2 separate regions of the Homo sapiens genome follow, and region 2 is linked to region 1. Evidence: chromatin contacts called from ENCODE Hi-C or POLR2A ChIA-PET data. All regions are on one chromosome and are shown on one strand. The core of a region is the stretch at or near the end of the contact, and the rest is flanking DNA. Distances in the headings are between cores, read along the strand shown.

Evidence for each region. A loop is a pair of places that touch in the nucleus more often than their neighbours do. ChIA-PET counts read pairs that join two places held with the same protein, here RNA polymerase II (POLR2A). Pooled maps may share reads with other maps.
Region 2: a loop to region 1 is called in a map of heart right ventricle, with 7 times the contacts of the local background. The contact joins two enhancer-like sites. A Hi-C loop is called at or near these places in 24 of 168 maps with a recorded cell type or tissue (Calu3, IMR-90, PC-9 and 13 more), 2 of 37 single-sample maps with no recorded cell type and 15 of 50 pooled maps. POLR2A ChIA-PET finds 5 or more read pairs at or near these places in 6 of 52 experiments (AG04449, AG04450, BJ and 3 more).

The regions. Positions count from the first base shown.
Region 1 is chr6:11,607,219-11,611,433 of GRCh38, forward strand. No RefSeq gene overlaps it. Among named protein-coding and RNA genes, the nearest start is that of TMEM170B, 72 kb to the left of the region's middle. RefSeq lists an enhancer at 2,096-2,637. Within about 2 kb of position 2,258, at least 13 of the 41 ENCODE cell types and tissues checked have a DNase peak (open chromatin) inside an H3K27ac peak, as active enhancers do; they include heart right ventricle, where a contact is called at or near this core.
Region 2 is chr6:11,648,076-11,652,290 of GRCh38, forward strand. No RefSeq gene overlaps it. Among named protein-coding and RNA genes, the nearest start is that of TMEM170B, 110 kb to the left of the region's middle. RefSeq lists enhancers at 2,055-2,660, 2,661-3,266. Within about 2 kb of position 2,261, at least 2 of the 41 ENCODE cell types and tissues checked have a DNase peak (open chromatin) inside an H3K27ac peak, as active enhancers do; they include heart right ventricle, where a contact is called at or near this core.

The DNA of each region.
Region 1 (4,215 bases), core at 1,008-3,507:
AAACAGAGACAACCTATGGATTAGAGAGGAAGCAAGACTGGAGAAGGCAGTTTGCACCGATTGGGGCAGGGCAGGTAGAGGAGTGAGCATGGTTGTAATAAACTGGGTGGAATTTAAGGTCTCAGTCCAAAGGCATCCCATCTTGCTCCTTCTGGACCCCGTCTCAAGCCTGGCTCCAGCTCCTGAGTCCCACGGCTCTCCAAGGCCTCTTTCTGTTCATCACAGCCTACGGAGAGAGATGCAAAGTGGTTTGTGTTTATTTTAGAAATAATCTCAACGTTGCCAGGAAAAGGCTTTCTGGAAAATGCTGCAGAACTAAAGCTGGTCCAGTAGAAACCGGTGTAAGTGCAAAGAGCAGAGCCAGCTCCTCCCCAGCTCTTTCCCCAGGCTGTTCTTCCTGCTTTTTGATCTCAGCCTCACTCTACTCCATCCCTTCTTGATCCAAGTCCAGAGTCTCTTTCACACCAGCCACGCTGCCAGCATTGTCGGGAGGTTTGATGTGGTGTGAATTCCTGCCCCTGGGAGATGGACGGAGAAATTCACAGAATCTTGGGAAAAGAGAGCTTGGGAAAATCCTGAAGTCTCTCTTTGCAGCCTTTCTTCTACCAACAGACAAGATGGAAACTGGCCATTTCAGAGCACTGGCTTCAAGGATGTCTAAGGGTAGAGATTCCTTGGGCTTGTGGGCAGGGGCTCATTTCTGTGTGTTGTTCCAGATGGTCCAGGTTCTTCTGTCTGTCCCATTAAAATGTATCCTTCTTGACACCCGTGATGGCCCTTTTGTCAAATCCTAATTGTATGTTTGTGGGTTTGAGTTTTCTATTCTCCAGAAAGTACCATGTTAATACCAATCCAGTCTTCCATTTAGGTCCACATTAATCAGAAGTATTCACTGGTGTCTGGTAAATATCTGGTGTTTTTGAATTTTGGAAGTGAGGCTAGATGCATTTATTCATTCAAAATTAATTTTGAGTGTCTAGTATGTGCCAGTCACTGCTTTGTGTACTTGGGGAACAAGGAAACAACAAAAAATTGTTCCCTTCAAAGCTCTCATTATAAGGGAGAGGGGAGTGTGGGATACAGATTGCCAACAGTAAAGAATAGATAAACCGCATACATTAGAGTCTTAAGCCCCACAGCAAAAAAGAAGAAACTGGGTGTTCTGGCCTGCAGCCGGGACAGTAGAGAGAAGATTGCATTGAAGTTTCCAAGTGCAATTTTACTGAACCAGTGAGAAAAATGACAAGAGTTTCTATTTCTTCCAATGAAGAATGGGTCTTACCTATAAACAAGTGTTAGAAGATATATGTGCATATATCCACCCGTCATCTTACTACTTGCAGACTTAGATTCTGTAGACATTTATATCTATAAAATGATACTCAGAATATTATTTCATAATTATGTAAATTATTATGTATACATTATATATGTGTACAGAATATTATTTCATAATTATGCAAATTATGTATACATTATATATGTGTACACACACATATAATCATACTATTATACATACACAGTTATGTGCTGCTTAACAATGAGGATCTCTTCTGAGAAATGCTTCATTAGGTTATTTCATCGTTGTGTGACCATCAGAGTTACACAAACCGAGGTGGCATAGCCCACTACACACTTACACTATACGGTAGACCCTATCATTCCTAGGCTGCAAACCTGGACCCCATGGTACTGTACTGAATACTATAAACCACTGGGATGCAATGGTAAGTATCTGTGTAGCTAAACATACAAAAGTACAGTAAAAATACTATCATCTTACAGGACCACCATTGTATATGCATCTGCCTTTGACTGAAGTGTCATTGTGTAGCAAGTGAATGTATATTACAATTTAAACAATACATGCCCTCAAGGAATTTTGATATCTCTTTCAAGTCATGTAGATATATAGCACATTTCCAGCTCCCCGAATAGTTTTTTTGCTTATTCAGGAATAATTTTCTAACCTGACCAATTTACATCTTTTGATCCCGTAAACCATAGAAGCTTCTCCCTGTTTTCGGCCCCATCCTGCTGACCTGTCTTAAAGCTAGTCCATGCTGGCTTTCAGCCTTCAACTGCCACTGGGAGTGACAAGGGTTCTGGAAGGCTGGGCTGGCGTGGCAAGGGGAGACTCCCCTGAAAGGAAGAATGTCCCCAGGGAGTGCGGCGTGGCCAGCACATCTTCTCACACTTTATTCCTGCTCTGAAACCCAAGTCAGAACTTCAGTTTCTGGTTTCTTTGAAAGTACTTGGTGAACAAATAAGCAAATAGGGGATAAGGAATGTCCAGTCATTGTTTGAGGATTTTCTGGAATTTGGAGCATTGTTATTTTAGTTGTTTAGAAAAGGCTTTGGTTGCCTGTTTATCATACAGTGCAGGCTCATGAATAACTTCCTGGGGGACTGGCCCACATTCTTGGTCCGGTTGGCGTCTCTTGCCCAGCAAGGCTCATGCCGGGCGTCTTCCCAACATCCTGTCTGGGAATGACCTTCTTTTCTCTGCTTACTAAGCTCCGAGAGTCCTTATTGAAATGACCTCCTGCACAGGAAGGCCTGCTGTGGCGCCTGGCAAGAGAAAACAGCCCTGGTTTCTAGGAAGTCCCACAAATACACGCACACACACACACACTCTGGAAGTCTTGTTAGGAAGAGGTGACATGTTTATGTTCTTCCACGCGTCTGATAAGGAAAACCAGCAGACATTCCAGAATGTACAAAACACGGGTGAGGACAGGTGCAAGGACCACAGCTGGAAACCAGCGAACACAACAAACCGCAGCTGTCTGGGCCATGCCACGCTGGTGTGGGCCAGAGGGGAAACCAAGGGCGTGCGTGTGTCTATGTGTGTCTGCAGATGCACTCAGGCTTAAAAATTAGAAGCCTGCAAAGCCCCCTGCATTTAAGAGAAAAAAAAATAATCATGGAATTTTTCTGGCCATCTAGAAAAAATTTTGCTCTTGCCAAAAATATTCAAAAGCTATCAGGATTTTTTTTTAACTTATCTAAATGATATTAGTGAGTGCAGGGGAATCCCAAACAAAGGGACAGTTGTGTTCTTTAAATTCACTCTTGGTTTTAAACGAGACCTGCTTGAACATAATAAAGAACTTCAAGAAGCCCTCTCACCTTGGTTGAATGATAAAGTGTTTAGAAATAATACCTTCATGATTATCATGTACAAGACATTCATCTTATAAGGACTCTGATGACTAGAGAGTTCAGTGCCTTGCCTCTGGTTGTAATGCAGAAGCGTGATTCCCACTTAGGGGTGTTCAACATGCCATGGCCTCCCTTTCTCTGTGATCAAAGTTAGCATCACAGTTGAGTGACCTACCCAGGGCCCTGAACTCACAAGCATCTCATATCCGGTTTAACATTCTGCTGTTGCCATGGTAAAATCTTTAATAAGGATTAATAAATTATTAATCCTTAATGAATCCTTAATACCTTTGAACTCGGATCTTGCAGGTGTACTCCAACATGAAAACGGAGCATGCATGTGAGCTGAGTAGTGACATGCAACATGCATGTCCATTGATCCTTGCTGCTCATTCACATACAGTGTTCGCGATGCCCCCTGGACACAGAATTCCAGTGGACCCACCACGTGTGGGGATTCAGGGGAGACTCAAAGCAAATACAAGGTAAGCATGGACAACCAAGGAAGGTGAGGTGAGGAAGGAGGAGGGACACTGACAGCTCCAAGAGGGCACATTTTCCATTTGAAGCAGAACTTGCTTTGACACAAGAAAGAAGGCAATGGCATTCTATTAATAACAAATACTAACGACCAACGGACCCTATTCTGTTCTTTCTTACTCATGCACTTCCCTGAATTAACCATATACTTCCTCTGAAAATGAAGACATAGACCAAAAGGAAAAAAGGGCAGCTGAGCGTTAAGATTTGATAGAGTTTGTGCATATCAAGAAGTAAAATAAAAGGCTGGGTGTGGTGGCTCACGCCTGTAATCCCAGCACTTTGGGAGGCCAAGGTAGGCAGGTCACCTGAGATCAGGAGTTCGAGACTAGCCTGACCAACATAGTGAAACCCCGTCTCTACTAAAAATACAAAAATTAGCCAGGTGTGGTGGTGCACACCTGTAACCCCAGCTACTCGGAAGGCTGAGGCAGGAGAATCACTTGAACCCGGGAGGCGGACGGTGCAGTGAGCCAAGACTGCGCCACTGCACTCCAGCCTGGGTGACAG
Region 2 (4,215 bases), core at 1,011-3,510, 41 kb after region 1:
TTTTTTCTTTTTGAGATGGAGTCTCGCTCTGTTGCCCAGGCTGGAGTGTAGTGGTGTGATCTCAGCTCACTGCAAGCTCCACCTCCCAGATTCAAGCAATTCTCCTGCCTCAGCCTCCCGAGTAGCTGGGACTACATCACTTGGCATGTTTTTAAGGTTCATTCATGTTGTAGCATGTATTTATACTTCATTTCTTTTTGTTGCTGAATAATATTCCATTGTATGGACATACCACATTTTATTTATCCTTTCATCAGTTGATGGACATTTGGGTTCTTTGTGCTTTTTTGCTATGATGAATAATGCTGCTATGCACATTTGTGTACAAGTTTTTGTGTAAACATGTGTTGTCATGTCTTTTGGGTATATACCTGGGAGGTGAATTACTGGCATCTATGGTAACTCTGTGTTTAATCATTCAAGGAACTGCCAGACTGGTTGACTGCAGAATGGTTTCCAAAGCAGCTGCAGCATTCTGCATTCCCATCAGCAGCATATTAGAGTTCTGATGTCTCCACATTCTCACCAACACTTGTTATTATCTGTCTTCTCTGTTAGAGTTATTTTAGTGGGTGTGAAGTGGTGACAGACAGGACTAGCCAGATTTCTTAGGCCGACTAAGAATTCCACAGCCTAGCTGGGAAAGGTGACCGCACCTACATTTAAACACTGGGCCTGTAACTCAACTCACACCCAACCAATTAGGTAGTAAAGAGGGCTCACTAAAATATAAATTAGGCTAAAGCAGGAGGATAAAGAAATAGTCAAATCATATATCGCCTGAGAGCACAGGGGGAGGGACAATGATCGGGATATAAACCCAGGCATTCGGGCAGGGAGCAGCAACCCCCTTTGGGTCCCTTCCTATTGTATGGGAGCTCTGTTTTCACTCTATTAAATCTTGCAACTGCACACTCTTCTGGTCCATGTTTGTTATGGCTCGAGCTGAGCTTTCGTTCGCGGTCCACTACTGCCGTTTGCCGCCGTCACAGACCCGCCTCTGACTTCCACCCCTCTGGATCCGTCAGGTTGTCCACTGTGCTTCTGATCCAGCGAGACGCCCATTGCCGCTCCCAATCGGGCTGGAGGCTCGCTATTGTTCCTGCATGGCTAAGGGCCCAGGGTTCGTCCTAATCGAGCTGAACGCTAGTTGCTGGGTTCCAGGGTTCTCTTCTGTGACTCACGGCTTCTAGTAGAGCTATAACACTCACCGCATGGCCCAAGCTTCCATTCCTTGGAATCCGTGAGGCCAAGAACCCCAGGTCAGAGAATAAGAGGCTTGCCCCCGTCTTGAGAGTGGCCCGCCATATCTTGGGAGCTCTAAGAACAAAGACCCGCACGTAACAGTGGTATCCTATTGTGGTTTTGATTGATCCTTGGGGGCTAATGACACCCAACATCTTTTCATGTGCTTGCTGGCTACTTGTATGTCTTCTTTGGTAAAATGTCTGTTCAGCTTCTTGCCTGCTTTCAACTGGGTTATTTGTCTTGAGTTGTCATAGTTCCCTATATATTCTAGATACAAGTCCCTTATTAAATGTATGATTTGTGAAACTTTTCTTCCACTCTATGGGCTTTTTCACTTTCTTGATGGTGTCTTTAAATCATATATGTTTTTAATTTTGATAACCTCGTAGGACTTTAAACGGTGAATTATTTTTTCTTTGCCTTTGGGTCATTAACAAATAGACATTAATAAACGTGGTGATAAAAATGTTTGCTAAGGAATACATGGTGAAGTGATCTGTAAGAGGGAATTCCAGATTAATATAAAAGGCAAAATGAATGGATAGAAACTGTAGCATTAGACGAAACAGCAGGAAGTAGGGTACGGTGGGAGAAGATGTGGTGTGGAGAAGGGCAGTCCTATATATGCAGGAATCACTCCAGTTGCCGAATACCAAAAGGCCCCTCTTCAGTGTCATTGTCAGAAGGAAATATCCTTGAGGGACAGAACTCACGTAATTAAGGACAACCACAAGGAGATTATAGTTTATAATTTTCTGCATGTTCTTAGAATAAACAGACCCCCCATAGCAATAACTACTTATTAATGAAGTCAGGTGTGCATGCTCATTCCTAGCCTGGTTAGTCTATGGCATGCACATAACACAGAATTTTTGATGGATGAATATTTATTTATGCATGAGTAGCACGGATATTACACTTGCAGATGAAGCCAGAGTTCCAGGTTGCTATCATCATTGTATGAATAGAATGGAGTTGTTTTTCCTTATTATTTTCCTTGTCTTTCTCCCTTCACCTCCCCCAACCTTGCCACTTCCCATCTAAACACAGGAATATACTAATCAGGGAAATATGCACTGCTGTTTAGCAAAGGGGTCAAACCCATTTGGATGGAATTCCAGGCTCAGCAGGCTAACAATGGCAGGAAACTGGGCCCTCAAGCCGGCTGCACCGGGGGGCTGTTGAGCGATAGCTTGTTGAAAGAGGCGGCCCTGGGGTATGCTACTTTGGCTTGCTTTATGTTTGGAATGCTGCGATTGTTCCAGACACAATGAGGGATCTGTCTGTCCACACAGGAGCAGTTATAATTACAGGAACAGAAGCTAAATTACTGCTCTTAATTGCAAATGATTCCATTGCAGCCTGTATACAACTCTACTAATTTGTCCTCTGGGCTTTATGGGGGCAGGCAGGATTTTTAATTTAATGTCTTTGGTGATTATGCTTTATGTCCACTTCAAATTGTAATGCCCTGCCGGTGAGGCCAGGGTCCCTTCTGCTTCAAGTTCATACCCTTCTGTACTACCTGTCTTGTTGATTTTGATGATTCAGGCCAGTACATGATGTTGCCTCTGCTGAGAAGACAGGGTGTTCAAAGTGCATCTGACTCTGGTGTCCTAAAACCTTGCTTTGTTGCTGCCTTTAAGGGGCAATCATAACATCCTGTAGAGAGGTCTTCTTGTGTATGTGACTTAGGAAACACTTCCTACTTAGGAAAGAAGGTTGACATCTGGCCTGGCATTGTGTTCTGGAAAAGGCAGCTGCAACAGATGTGAGTTTATAGCAAACATCATCAATAAGTGGATGCTCTTTTATTGTGGAGTAGGATCTCTGTCCCTTTGTCTGTTAGGAAGTGCTTTGGGAAGATTCACCACCCTTGATAATTTAAACATCATTCCTTCATTCATTCATTCATTCAGCAACTGTTATTTGAAGGTCTACTATGTGCCAGTATTAGGAGTGGGATGAAGAGTAGAGTAAGAGAAGGCCTACGCTATGAGCTTACAGTCTCTGTAGGGATCCAAACACATAAATGAGTAAGGCAGTGTGATAGTGTCATGGCAGAATTTTACACGTTTCATGGCCTGCAGATAAGAAGTGAAGAATATTCCCAGAAGCAGCCACAAACCTTTCCTTCCAGAACATTGTCCAGAACTGAAACATGGACCAATATTAAAACAGTCACTGGTAAGTGGATAGGCTAACTCTTCGATCAATCAGGCCTGCCCAAGGAAAAGGGAGAAGAGACAGCTTTCCTAGAAGCATAGGGCAAAGGTGGGAGATTTAGGTGTCTGAACGAAATCCAGTCTCTGTTTAAAGAAGAAGACAGAATGATGCTGAGAGACACCCAATAATATCCATCACCTCAGACAGACATGTCAGAGAGCTCACTCTGGCAGCAATGTAGGGATTGGGGATGATGGGGCAGATTGAAGGCAGGGACATAGTTGGGAGGTGCTGTGGGATTCAGGGAGGGGGCTGAGAGCTGGAACTGAGGCAGAGATACGTGCCAAAGAGAGGAGGGATCAGTTCTGAGAGCTGCAAGGAAGAAGAATTTATAACAGTGATTCTTAAGCACTGGGGGAACGTTGGCCCCAAATAATCTGATGCTAGCAGTTTTACATTAAATGTCAAGCTTGCCAACTTGATCCATTAGCATCAGTGTGACCTCCATGACCAGGAAGCTGGACTGGTCAGCCCTTTGTTGGGCCACTCTTGGTTCTGATGGAACCAGAGATTTTTCTTTTCTGGGGCGAGTTGGGGACAGAGTCTCGCTCTGTTGCTCAGGCTGGAGTGCAGTGGTATGTTTTCGGCTCACTGCAGCATCTGCCTCCCGGGTTCAAGCAATTCTCCTGCCTCAGCCTCCTGAGTAGCTGGGATTACAGGTGTGCGCAACCACGCCTGGCTAATTTTTGTGTTTTTAGTAGAGACGGGGTTTTGCCATGTTGGCTAGGCTGGTCTCCAACT